4 separate regions of the Homo sapiens genome follow, and all the other regions are linked to region 2. Evidence: chromatin contacts called from ENCODE Hi-C or POLR2A ChIA-PET data. All regions are on one chromosome and are shown on one strand. Each heading gives the region's core, a stretch centred on a gene start or an enhancer-like site at or near the end of the contact. The rest is flanking DNA. Distances are from core to core; before and after follow the strand shown.

Region 1 (2,700 bases), core at 154-2,653, 910 kb after region 2:
GTTTGAGGATCTGCATTACACATGAACAGGAAGGGATTTCTTTATTCAGATTAGAAAAAAATAAATTTTAAATATTTCTATTGTAGACAGTATAGTAGGGAGATTTCACTCTACCTGGGGCCTGGGAAGTAGTATTTACTTAAATTAGCAATCAGTCCATTCATTTAGATCTACTGTTCCATATGTTTTCTGTTCACATTATTTTGGTTACAGTATCTTAGCTATCCAGCAGATGGCATCTGCTTCAAAACTCTCCTAACTTCCATTTACATTTCAGGACAAACAGGATACTGATACATTGAAACCTCCCTTAATTGACTTCTACATTTAGTACCTAGAAAAGGTTGCTGGAAATATAATTAAGGGTAGACCATTCATTCCCTTTTTCTTGGTAAGAGTCATACTTCTCTCTTGCCATGCCCATGGCACTACCATGGACGCCTAAGAAAACCTCAATAATTTGAAAGGAAACATAATCAGAATTAAACCCACAAGCTCTCTTTAAAAATCTATTACTTTAATTGCTTTCAGCACTACACAAGAGCTTAGTATTAATGGCAGATTTAGACAAGCAAAGCTAATCTCAAACCTCCTCTAAGAGAGGAAAGAGGCAGGGGGGAAAAAAAAGAGCCAGCTACTCCAAGAAGTGAGGGTAAATGAATACACAAAGCTTTATGCATAGTTACCATACAGAGCCTTTTCTCTCTATACTTTGTATGAAAAGATGGGTGTGATTGAATGACTTCTAACGTTTAATGACACCTTTGCTCCAGTGCTTTGTAAAGCTCACACATGAATACACTGATCCATTTCCAGATGATCCTGGGGCCCCCATCCTTTTGTGTCAAGCACAAAGAAAAAGGAGAGAGAGGGAGAGACAGAGACAAAGAAACAGCCCATGTAACCAAGCGCCGAACATGATTTGAACAACCAACTTAGTAAACATCAATCTTAGGCTGTGTTATGTGAAATGGAGTCATACTCCAAAAGAAATGTTGGCTACATTTAAAAGATCACTTTGTCTAAAGAAAATGCCAAGTTGAATTTTCATGTACTAAGTCATCTTTCTACAAGAAGCTGACAAGACAAAAGCAACAAAGTGAAAAGGTAAAAAATGGCTCATTTGAAAAAAAGTAATAGCATTATAACCTTTTTTTTAAAAGGGTCTGGTTTCCTTGTTTTATATTATTTGTCAGGGATCAATGTGGCCATGACAAAAGCAATGGGTTAGAAATCAAAAGACTTGTGTGACTTGCTGTGTTACTTTGTGAATCACTTCACCTCCCTGGAAGGCGGTTTTCATCTATGTAATATAAAGGATGGAACCAAATTACTTTTGGGTTCACCTTCAGCTCATGTTTGTTCTAACAGGGCATCCCTGCCCCCACAGGGCAGGCTCTTAGCACTCATTTGTGAGTGTGAGTCATAAGAAAGGATGGTGGAGCTTGGATAGTGGTGGGGTCTGGAGCTAGTTTGCCCAAACTGAGCCATTGGAAAGGATTCTAAAATTCTGAAGCATTTTAGAATCCTTTGGGTCACATGTTCTCTCTTTTAGTTTTATGGCTATTTTCTGAGGAAAAAAAAAAAAAAAAAAGCCCAGGTTGGGAATCCAAAGTCTTTGACATGAATCTCTTTTGTTCTAACTTTTAGCTCAAAATAAAGTGCATTTGACCATTCAATTCTTTATGTGTAGCATCATGCACATTCATGAATCTCTTTAAATCTGGAATTTAAAAATGCCTGACATCTCCTGCCACAGCCGCTGTTAATATACACAATAGATTCTTCAGAAATGCAAGGTTAGAACATTTGAAGCATGAGAATACTGATTTACATGGAAGCTGAGAGTATACAGTATCAATAAAATGTACCTTTGACATCTTGGCTTCCAGAGAAATACACTTTCTTTGTTCATTCACAAGTCTACTCTATTTCCACCTCAGATTTAATTATCTTCCCAGTTCTCATTTGCGTATGTGTAGGCTACCATTCACAATACACCAAGCCCTACGTGTGGGAGGCACAAATCTTTTCATTCAAAAAATAATAATGTGGACAAGCCATTTTGACTGCAAAGTAAGTGCTTTAGACAAAGGCAAGAGGATGTTAATTGTATTCTAAGAATACCAATGTCCTTGAAATGAAATTTGTTGTTTGGTGTATTGATCTACATCAGTAGTGTAGACTTTCAATGATCTAGTTTCACCTTCTGAGTTTGCTGATTAAAGAAATGCAGCCCGAGAAGTATAAAAGGTTTGCCCCCAAATCACCCAGATCTACAGTAGCAGAAGTAGGACAAGAACTTGGGGTTTTCTTTTTTGTTTATGACTTACACACTAGAATCAGTTATACATCCATGAGTGCCATGGATGCCAGGATCTCACTACTGCTGTGCATCCTTTCTGTTTCTCTGACTCTCAAATTTATTCTCTTTGAAGTGAGCTCTCTAGAAGCCATTTCGTTCCTGATTTGGAGTTGATATCCCCTGCATGCCTCTCTCACATCCTTTTAACTTCTCCTAAATGCAACTTAAGCCAAAATAACGTCATTTATCCATCCCTCCATCTCTTCAATGTCTGTCCATTTATCTATCCATCTATTCATTCATACATCCAGGCATCTATCCATTTCTCCATCCAAAAACAAACAACCTCAGAGTGTCGAGTCCTAATCTAGACCTGGTAACCAAAATAAAATAGT
Region 2 (2,700 bases), core at 36-2,535:
TTAGCAAAAAAGTGCTCAAGGGGAACACACGTGGGGAAGGGGAAAACTCAGGATTAGGCAAAGGAGAAGGTGGGCAGGTAGAACTAGAGCCAAGCAAATGCCAGCCAGCCTTTTTGGAGGGTTTGGGTGGATAACGGACAATGTCAAAAACAGCATTAATTTTCAATCCTGGGTGGTGGAAAGACTATATATATGTATGTATATATGTATGTATGTATGTATGTGTATGTGTGTATGTATGTGTGTATGTATGTGTGTGTATGTATGTATGTATGTATGTATATGTATGTGTGTATGTGTGTGTGTGTATGTATGTATGTATGTGTGTATGTATGTATGTGTAATTTCTCTATGTCAGACACTGCTGGGTTTGTGCTCCCCTCTATAATCTACTGATTGTGGGACTTCACACGAGGTACAAAACATAAGTGACCTAATAAGCCCTCTAGACAGGGCTTCAGGGAGGAGCCAAGGCTGGCACATAGTCAGAGGGCAGGAAAAGTTCCACTCCCTCCGTGTGATTAGGAGGGCTGCTTTGTTTTCTTCCCAGGCAGAGACCTCAAAGAAAAGTGTGACTTGTGGCAATCATTGGAATGCTCTAACGGGAGGGAGCCCTAAGCTAAGGGGAGGGGCTGTATCAGCCCCGGGAGGGCGAGGGACAAAGGGGCATTGTTTCCCTGGAGGGCAGGCTGGGGCAAGGCTGACTCCACTGCCGGCCTGGGCGTGGGCAGGTTTGCTCCCGGGAGGAGAAGGCCTCCATCCTGGCCCACAATAGCCAACCCAAAACAGTTCTGGCAAAATTAAAAGACGCAGGAAAATGCCAGCGACCGTTTATTTTCTCCTAGGGTAGATGGGGGAGAAAGCAGCTCCTTTTTCTGGGCTGAATGGAGTCTCAGGGAGGGGGCTAGGTGACAGCATCGCCCTTTCCTCTCCGGCTATTGCGCACCTTCTGGAGCCTCGCTCAGCCTGCTCCCTCCGGCGTAATACGCCAATGCTGCTACCCACAACGCACAGACCAGAAACCAGGATAGACAGAAGCCTAGAATGGCCTGGCATCGAGCAGGCCCAGCGCAAACGCAAGGTCTCTTCCTCTCCTTTCGGTGAACCCCACGCCCAGTCCCGAGAGAGAGAGCGGATGCTCATTTCCGAAAGCTGGCAATCCTGCAGTGGCCACTGGAAAAATACATATACGTGTGTGTGTGTGTGTGTGTGTGTGTGTGTGTGTGTGTGCGCGCGCGCGCACACAGTGCATATCGTGCCCATCTACAAGGAAACCTGGAGGCTCCACAAACAACTTTGAGTCCCGGGAGGGCGGAGGTGGAGAGAGATTCTCCGCTTGGATAAGGGCGGCTGGATAGCCGAGTACTCTCTTTTGGGGCTGTTGGCCGTCTCCGGAGTCTCGGGAGCGCCTTGATGTCCCTTCCCAGGGCTCGGGTTCCTTTGAGAGAATCAAGAGGAAGGTGTTTTTCACTAGGACTCGCGGTGGGCCCCACCTGCCTACCGTGGCCGGCCGGGAGCTATTACAGCAGGGTCTGCCCGTCCGACGACGGCGGCTCCAATCTGGGGTCCCGCCGGCGCCGACCCCTCAGCTCTCTCCCGATACCTGCTGGCCTCTCTCATCTTTGGTGGCACTCGCCGCCACGGGGACGGTGAGATCAAAGAGGTAGACCTAGGCCAGGAGGGACTGCCAGGGCTCCTTCCCGCGGGCCAGCCTCTCGTCCTTCCTCCCGGGACGGGGCTCTTTCCCTTTCTCCGGATGCGGGCCTTTGAGAGTCAGCGACGCCTTAGACTCCTCCCAGAAAAATGCACCCTCATCTACCCAATTCTGCCCTACCCTTTGGAGCTCCTGGACCCTCTAACCGCTCGGTGGGGTCAGAGCCCACCCCCGGAAGGGCCGCTGGTCGGGGACTGGTTCGCCCTCTCCTGGCCTCCTCGGACCAGTGCGCGGGGAGGATCCCGCTAACGCCGGGCGCCTGCAGACCTTGAGCGGCCTCGCCCTGGTGACCTCCCCGGGAAAGGCTGGGCGGTGCTTCCACAATGAGGGCCACCTGTTAATTTGCACGAGAAAGTGCTGCCGAGGGCCCACACGTGCGAATCCACCTGTGGAGTGCGTCCCCTCTCTGGGGCCAAGGCCTAGGGGAGGCCGAAGCGGAGAAGTTGCCTGAAGACTGGGAAGTAAGAGTAGGGGCGTCGGAGGAATCGAAGTTGCAGTGACATCAGGCTCGGACAGCCGGCGGACTCCTCGCAAGGTGATCGGATACTTCCGAGAGCCCCACAGTCCTCCTGGGCCTTTGCCCTCGCGTCTGGGATGCGCTCGGGCGCCCCCAGTCTGCGATGCGTTCGTACCTCCAGTAGGGTGACGTTTTCGCCGGGCCCCTCTGCGAACAGTCTCCGCCCTCCTCCACTGTGAGATATTTCACAGTTTCACCCGCAGAGGGCAACCTTATTCCAAGTTCCCGAGCGCCCTAGGCCTCTTTCTCCTCCCTGCCTAACTGGTGAGGTGGGACTTCAATGCCTTTTAGGTTTACAGTCTTTTCCTCCCCACGGCTTCTCTTTCCTCCCCGTCTCAGGCACTGGGCATTTCCAGTCGATCCAGCAGGTCTGGCTTCTCTCACATATGCAGTAAGGGTTAGGGGAGAAGGTCCCAGCTCCTCTTGTCTCTAGCAGAGTGTAAACTGGCTCTGCTGAGGAGGTGGCTGT
Region 3 (2,700 bases), core at 179-2,678, 640 kb before region 2:
GCCTGGAGAAACACTGTGGGTACTGGAGAGCAGTTTGAAATTCAAACTCATGTTAAGAAAAATCTCTCAGAAAATAGTGCAAAAATACAGAGATATAAAAAAGGAACGCAACCTTTCCACACAACCTTTTAATTGCCTCTCGCTCTCTCTCTATATATATAGATAGATATAGATAGATATCTCTCTACAGAGAGAAAGAAAGAGAGAGCGATCTCCTGCTTTTGCTATGTGAGCTGCCTGTTCCTCCTTTGCCTTCCACCATGATTGTAAGTTTCCGGAGGCTTCACCAGAAGCCAAGCAGATGCCAGCATCATGCTTCCTGTAAAGCCTGAAGAACTGTGAGCCAACTAAACCTTTTTTCTTTATAAATTACCCAGTTTCAGGTATATAGCAATGCAAGACTAGCCTAATACAATTGTCATAGTAATGTAAACAAATATTACTCTAGCCAAAATTTCAATTTATCTATAATGGGAGTATAAAGGAGCAATAAGTATATGTGACACAGGGAGTATGAAAGAGAGAGAAATCTCGTCTTTCATCGTAGGAAATCAACATGATATCTAAAATTGAAAAACATAAAAAGCAGCAATATAAGGATTTGGTATTAAAAGTGTTTGGCTCTGGGGTACAGTGGAGACAGAAGAGGTCTCCTATATTTGGTTGCAAGCCTTGTAGAACGATTTAATACTATAAAACAATGCACATTCAACTTCCATAAAATTAACACCACAACGTAATCCATTTTTAAGGCCTGCAAAACCAAACCAAGACAAAAGCAACCTTATGCTCCAAATAAAACCCTGAATTTTTCTACTTGCTCTTCAAATTAAAATTTGCTGAATTTGATTTCATCTGTAAAGTTAGTTATTAGTTTGTTATTTTGTGAATACAAAAGAGCTTGGAAACTACAATGTGCTTAATATAATAATTCACAACGTGAAAGTTGGGAATCCTCAGTATTTACTTATTCAATCACGTTGCGTGTGTGTAGCAGGGAGCAGGACGCGACAGGCACAAGGCTGCGTGAAACCAGCGACGGTGCCTTGCACTCACCTGCACACCGGTTCCACTTCTAACTTTTCTGTTCTGGGCAGTGATCTGTTCTGTCGGCTTGGGACCAGACTTCTGAGTCCACATTCCAACGGTGCCGCTTCCTAGCTATGAGGCCTTATGCAGTTTCCTTCGCTTTTTCTGAATCTCGGATTCTCTGGGAATAGTAAAGCCTCTCTTGCCGAGCTCGTGTGAGAAATTAACAATAAATTAACGAGAAATTAATGGAAAGTCCTTTGCTTTGGTCAATGATAATAATAACCCCAGCCCCATAACTTCAGCACCTTCTTTGGTGCGCGGAATACCTAGGGCCTCGGAAGGCCGGCTGGGGGCGGGGAGAATCGGCAGTCACTATGGCAACCCGAGACGCCTCGCATGCTGGGCTGCCTGCGACTGAGCTGAGAAGGAAACCGTGCCCAGGGCTCTCGGAAGACCGCTGCGGCATGACAGGCGAGGAGGCGGTGGTGGTGACCGCAGTGGTGGCGCCCAAGGCGGGTCGCGAAGAGGAGCAGCCTCCTCCGCCAGCAGGGCTGGGGTGCGGGGCGCGCGGGGAACCCGGCCGCGGCCCCCTAGAGCACGGCCAGCAGTGTGAGTTCAGCTCCAGCCGCGGACGCTACTGGGAGGAGGGGCGTGGAGAACGAGTGACAGGGCAATTGGGGGAAACCGCAGTGGGACTGGCTGAGAAGGTTTGGGGCAGGGGAGGTGGAGCTGCTGCTTTTGGCAGAACCAGAGATGATGGCACTGTGGCAGAAAGCATAGGTCCATCTTTCCAAGCCCTCCTTCCCGATAGCCTGCCTGAATTCAGGGTCTGGGCATCAGCTCCAATTTAATCATAGTGGCGTTATTCTGAAAGGAATTAACACACACACACACACACACACATTTATATGTATACCATTTTATATACACATTTGTATATGTATATGTGTATGTATGTATGTATGCGTATACACCCTTAGAAACACGCAGCTCATTTTGCCAGTTATTTCATTTTACAGATGAGGAAATTGAGATCTAGACCAGAGGAAAGAGACTTGCCACAGCCAGTCAGTGCAGGCGAAATACTAAAATCACTTTTAACTTCCATCTCTTGGACTCTCAGTCTACAATTACCCAATCCTTTTAGAATCTCATAATTATGGGCTACATTTTAACGCACTGTTCTTTGCTCTCTGCCCTGACAAACACACAATATTCAAATAGGTAAAGACAGTTCTGGCCCACAGCCATAATGGAAGTGGTTGTAATTTGAGTCCTAGCCAGGTTGTTATTCACCCATACTGTTTCATGAATTAACAGATATTTCACAGCCTCTTGCACCCCCAGGTCTTCAGTAGGTGCTAAGGAATGATGGTGAGAAGAATAAGCCAGAGGAACAGAGTAGTTTCCAGCCTTCCTGCAGCACCTTCTTGACTGCATCTCTGGAGAGCAGACTGGGTTTCTCCAAGGTTCCTCTGCACCGGGAGGCCCCAGGAGGGAGGGTTGGGCTGAAGCACCTCCATACTTGTGCTTGGTGGACCACACACTCTCCTCCCCAGAGACCTCATCAAGAAGTTACAGAACTACTGCCTCCTGGTGAAAGGGGCCTCTTCCCTGGGCATCAGCTCCAGTATGACTATGAAATGTCATTCCTTTTGTTATTATTAT
Region 4 (2,728 bases), core at 57-2,556, 860 kb after region 2:
GTCACTTTAATCCAGAAAAATATTCTTTAAAGTTTAAAAATACTGTTTTTTTCCTCCTTTAAAATGTTCCATTGATATTTTATTGCAGTAAAATATTCAAAAATGGTTATGCTTACTATTTCTCATCAGTCAGAATGGCTCTTATTAAAAAGTCAAAATATAATACATGTTGATGAGGTTGCAGAGAAAAGGGAATGCTTATGCACTGCTGGTGGGAATTGTAGTTCAGCCACTGTGGAAAGCAGTTTGGAGATTTCTCAAGGAACTAAAAATAGAACTACCATTTGACCCAGCAATTCTATTACTGAGTATCTACCTTAAAGGAAAATAAGTCATTCTACCAAAAAGCCACCTGCACTTATATGTTCATTGCAACACTGTTTACAAAAGCAAAGACATGGAACCAACCAAGGTATCTACCAATGTTGAATTAGTAAGAAAATATGGTACATATACACCATGAAATACTACATAGCCATAAAAAAGAATTAAATCACGTCCTTTTGTAGCAACATGGATGCAGCTGGAGGCCATTCTTGTAAGTGAATGAACACAGAAAGAAAAACCAAATACCATATGTTCTCACTTATAAGTGAGAGCTAAACATTGAGTACACATGGACATAAAGCTGGGAACAACAGACACTGGGGACTCCAAAAGGGGGAGGGTGGGAGAGAGGCTGGGGCAGACAAAGTACCCATTGGGTACTATGTTCACTATTTGGGTGACGGGATCAATAGAAGCCCAAACCTCATCATCATGCAATATAACCATGGAGCAAATCTGCACATGTACCCCTTGAATCTAAAAACAAGCAAACAAAAAAATGGTTATATAAAAGTCTGCAAGCTGTAATCAATGACAGAATAAATGGAATTTTTTTTCTTAGCCTTTAGGAAAATGCCAAGACATATTCCCACCTCTCACATGAGTTGGTGGTTTAAGAATTTGGTTTGCAAAACACAATTTAATATTTTATTTATAGAAGTCAAGAGAAATGGTAACAATTTAAAATTTTGATTCTTGAATATCTGTGCTTGTTAAAAAGAAAAGGTGTGTGGGTGTGTTGAAGGGTTTTTATTCCATTACTACCATAAAATCTACTTTTATTTACGTCTTTTAGAATCAAACTTTTAAAACATTTGCTAAAATTTCATAAATCTCATATGCCAAAATTCAGCTGAGCCAAACTCTTAGTTACCTGTTCTCCGTTTTTGAGCTGCAGTAGCATTTGGTAAACAGAATGCCCAGAACCTCCTCTGAAAGCACCACTAGCAGGCACTGTGAGAGCATTTTCATTCAAGTTCATTCGACTTGGGCAAAAAGAGAACAGCGGCTTACATCAACTGAGGATCAGTGAACACAATCTCATAGCAACAGACACCAAAACAGTCCCTCATTACAAGCCTTGTCCAACAATCAAGTCTTTAACGAGAACAAAGGTTGACAGTGATTAATCATTAAGCGGTTCCCTGTTCCTTGCTGCACGTGTTCACAGCAGCCTCCTACAGAGGCAGTCTGGCATATTTCCTGTCTCTGTGCTCCACTGTGCCATGTCTGAAGGGACGCCCAGGCAGCCTTCTCACTATTTTAATTTCAAATGCTACAAACATCTACAGAGTCTCTATGTGCACATGTCTTGACTTTTATTCTGAGCCTGGCAGACTCTGAATGGATATAGGGAGTATGAACATAATAAGCCGTTAACTCCACATCTGCTTACTAGATTATGTTCAAAGACAGTATAAGAAATTGATTAAACACTGTTTTCTAGAATAAACCTTTGAAATCTGTTTGTTTCCTTAAGCAACACAATGATAAGTTGCTATAATTTAGTTGTGCAGTGAACAGAAGATACCTTCACTACTGTTTCTACATAAAAATAGCTTCTGTGTTGTCAAAGCACCATGCTTTGACAAGCAACAAAAACATTTTCAGAAACCTCTTTCAAATAATTCTGTTTCACAAGGCAACAGAATTATAAAGTCAACTAATGCTGCCACCATTTTATTCAATGTTCCCTTTTCCTGTGTCTTTTTTATGACCTGTCTGGGCATTATCTATCTTAGTTGGTCATGCAATAGCATATGTATTCACCTTAACAGACTAACTTGGAGGGTTTTTATTTTCTCTCTTTCAACATGTACATTTCACTGATGACCATGTTGCCTGTAAACTGCTAGGAGCTCAGGTGAAAAGAGAGAGTTATGAGATACAGATTTCTGAGAGGTGAGGGGCAAGGGTTAATTGAAATTTTTAAAATGATCAAGGGAAGTAGGTTATGTATCAACAAACATATTGTTTTTCCAATAACAAATGTCACATTTAAGAACAACAAAATGAGATAACCCTAAGCATTCTTTGTATCTATTCACTTCTCTCTTCAAAGTAATCAGAATTAAGTAATGTGAGGTCTCCAGTAGCTCATGTAGTAGATTATAACTAGTCCATCTACAATATAAAAGCTAAAGTATAAAATCCAACCACAAAGTGATACAGGACTGCTAGGAAGGGAAGAGTGTGGTCCCTTTAAATGACATGGAATGGGGGAAGCAAAGTACTGGGTAGAGAAAGGCAGGTCCCTGGCAAGGGCTCCACTCCAACGACCTAGGTGAGGACAGGCACTTCCTGCCCAAATGTTGCATTTCCCAAGACCACCTGGGCCTGCCACAACCCCATCCTGGGCCTATAAAAACCCCAGACCCTAGCAGTAGACACAAAGGCAGCC

The links. Hi-C counts contacts between places; a loop is a spot of excess contacts on that map. ChIA-PET counts read pairs that join two places held with the same protein, here RNA polymerase II (POLR2A). Pooled maps may share reads with other maps.
Region 1: a loop to region 2 is called in a map with no recorded cell type, with 8 times the contacts of the local background. The contact joins the enhancer-like site here to the promoter of LNCRNA-IUR in region 2. A Hi-C loop is called at or near these places in 2 of 37 single-sample maps with no recorded cell type and 9 of 50 pooled maps. POLR2A ChIA-PET finds 5 or more read pairs at or near these places in 2 of 52 experiments (WTC11 and activated CD8-positive, alpha-beta T cell).
Region 3: a loop to region 2 is called in a map of CD4-positive, alpha-beta memory T cell, with 4 times the contacts of the local background. The contact joins the promoter of C11orf97 here to the promoter of LNCRNA-IUR in region 2. A Hi-C loop is called at or near these places in 3 of 168 maps with a recorded cell type or tissue (CD4-positive, alpha-beta memory T cell, dorsolateral prefrontal cortex and naive thymus-derived CD4-positive, alpha-beta T cell) and 7 of 50 pooled maps.
Region 4: a map of naive thymus-derived CD4-positive, alpha-beta T cell shows a loop between it and region 2 (4-fold over the local background). The contact joins the enhancer-like site here to the promoter of LNCRNA-IUR in region 2. A Hi-C loop is called at or near these places in 1 of 168 maps with a recorded cell type or tissue (naive thymus-derived CD4-positive, alpha-beta T cell), 2 of 37 single-sample maps with no recorded cell type and 10 of 50 pooled maps.

What each region holds. Positions count from the first base shown.
Region 1 is chr11:96,054,813-96,057,512 of GRCh38, forward strand. All of the region lies in intron 2 of MAML2 (mastermind like transcriptional coactivator 2), which reads right to left. Among named protein-coding and RNA genes, the nearest start is that of MTMR2, 130 kb to the left of the region's middle. Within about 2 kb of position 1,404, at least 6 of the 41 ENCODE cell types and tissues checked have a DNase peak (open chromatin) inside an H3K27ac peak, as active enhancers do.
Region 2 is chr11:95,149,254-95,151,953 of GRCh38, forward strand. LNCRNA-IUR (lncRNA imatinib upregulated) reads left to right here and starts at 1,286. Exons shown (of 3, transcript NR_110303.1): 1 at 1,286-2,495. RefSeq lists enhancers at 1,072-1,613, 1,614-2,155, 1,756-1,885 and a silencer at 2,406-2,515.
Region 3 is chr11:94,511,033-94,513,732 of GRCh38, forward strand. It overlaps C11orf97 (chromosome 11 open reading frame 97), which reads left to right and starts at 1,429. Exons shown (of 4, transcript NM_001190462.2): 1 at 1,429-1,641. The coding sequence starts at 1,497. It also overlaps a transcript of MRE11 not described here. RefSeq lists an enhancer at 1,087-1,605 and a silencer at 1,458-1,677.
Region 4 is chr11:96,010,910-96,013,637 of GRCh38, forward strand. All of the region lies in intron 2 of MAML2 (mastermind like transcriptional coactivator 2), which reads right to left. Among named protein-coding and RNA genes, the nearest start is that of MTMR2, 88 kb to the left of the region's middle. RefSeq lists an enhancer at 1,128-1,731. Within about 2 kb of position 1,307, at least 17 of the 41 ENCODE cell types and tissues checked have a DNase peak (open chromatin) inside an H3K27ac peak, as active enhancers do.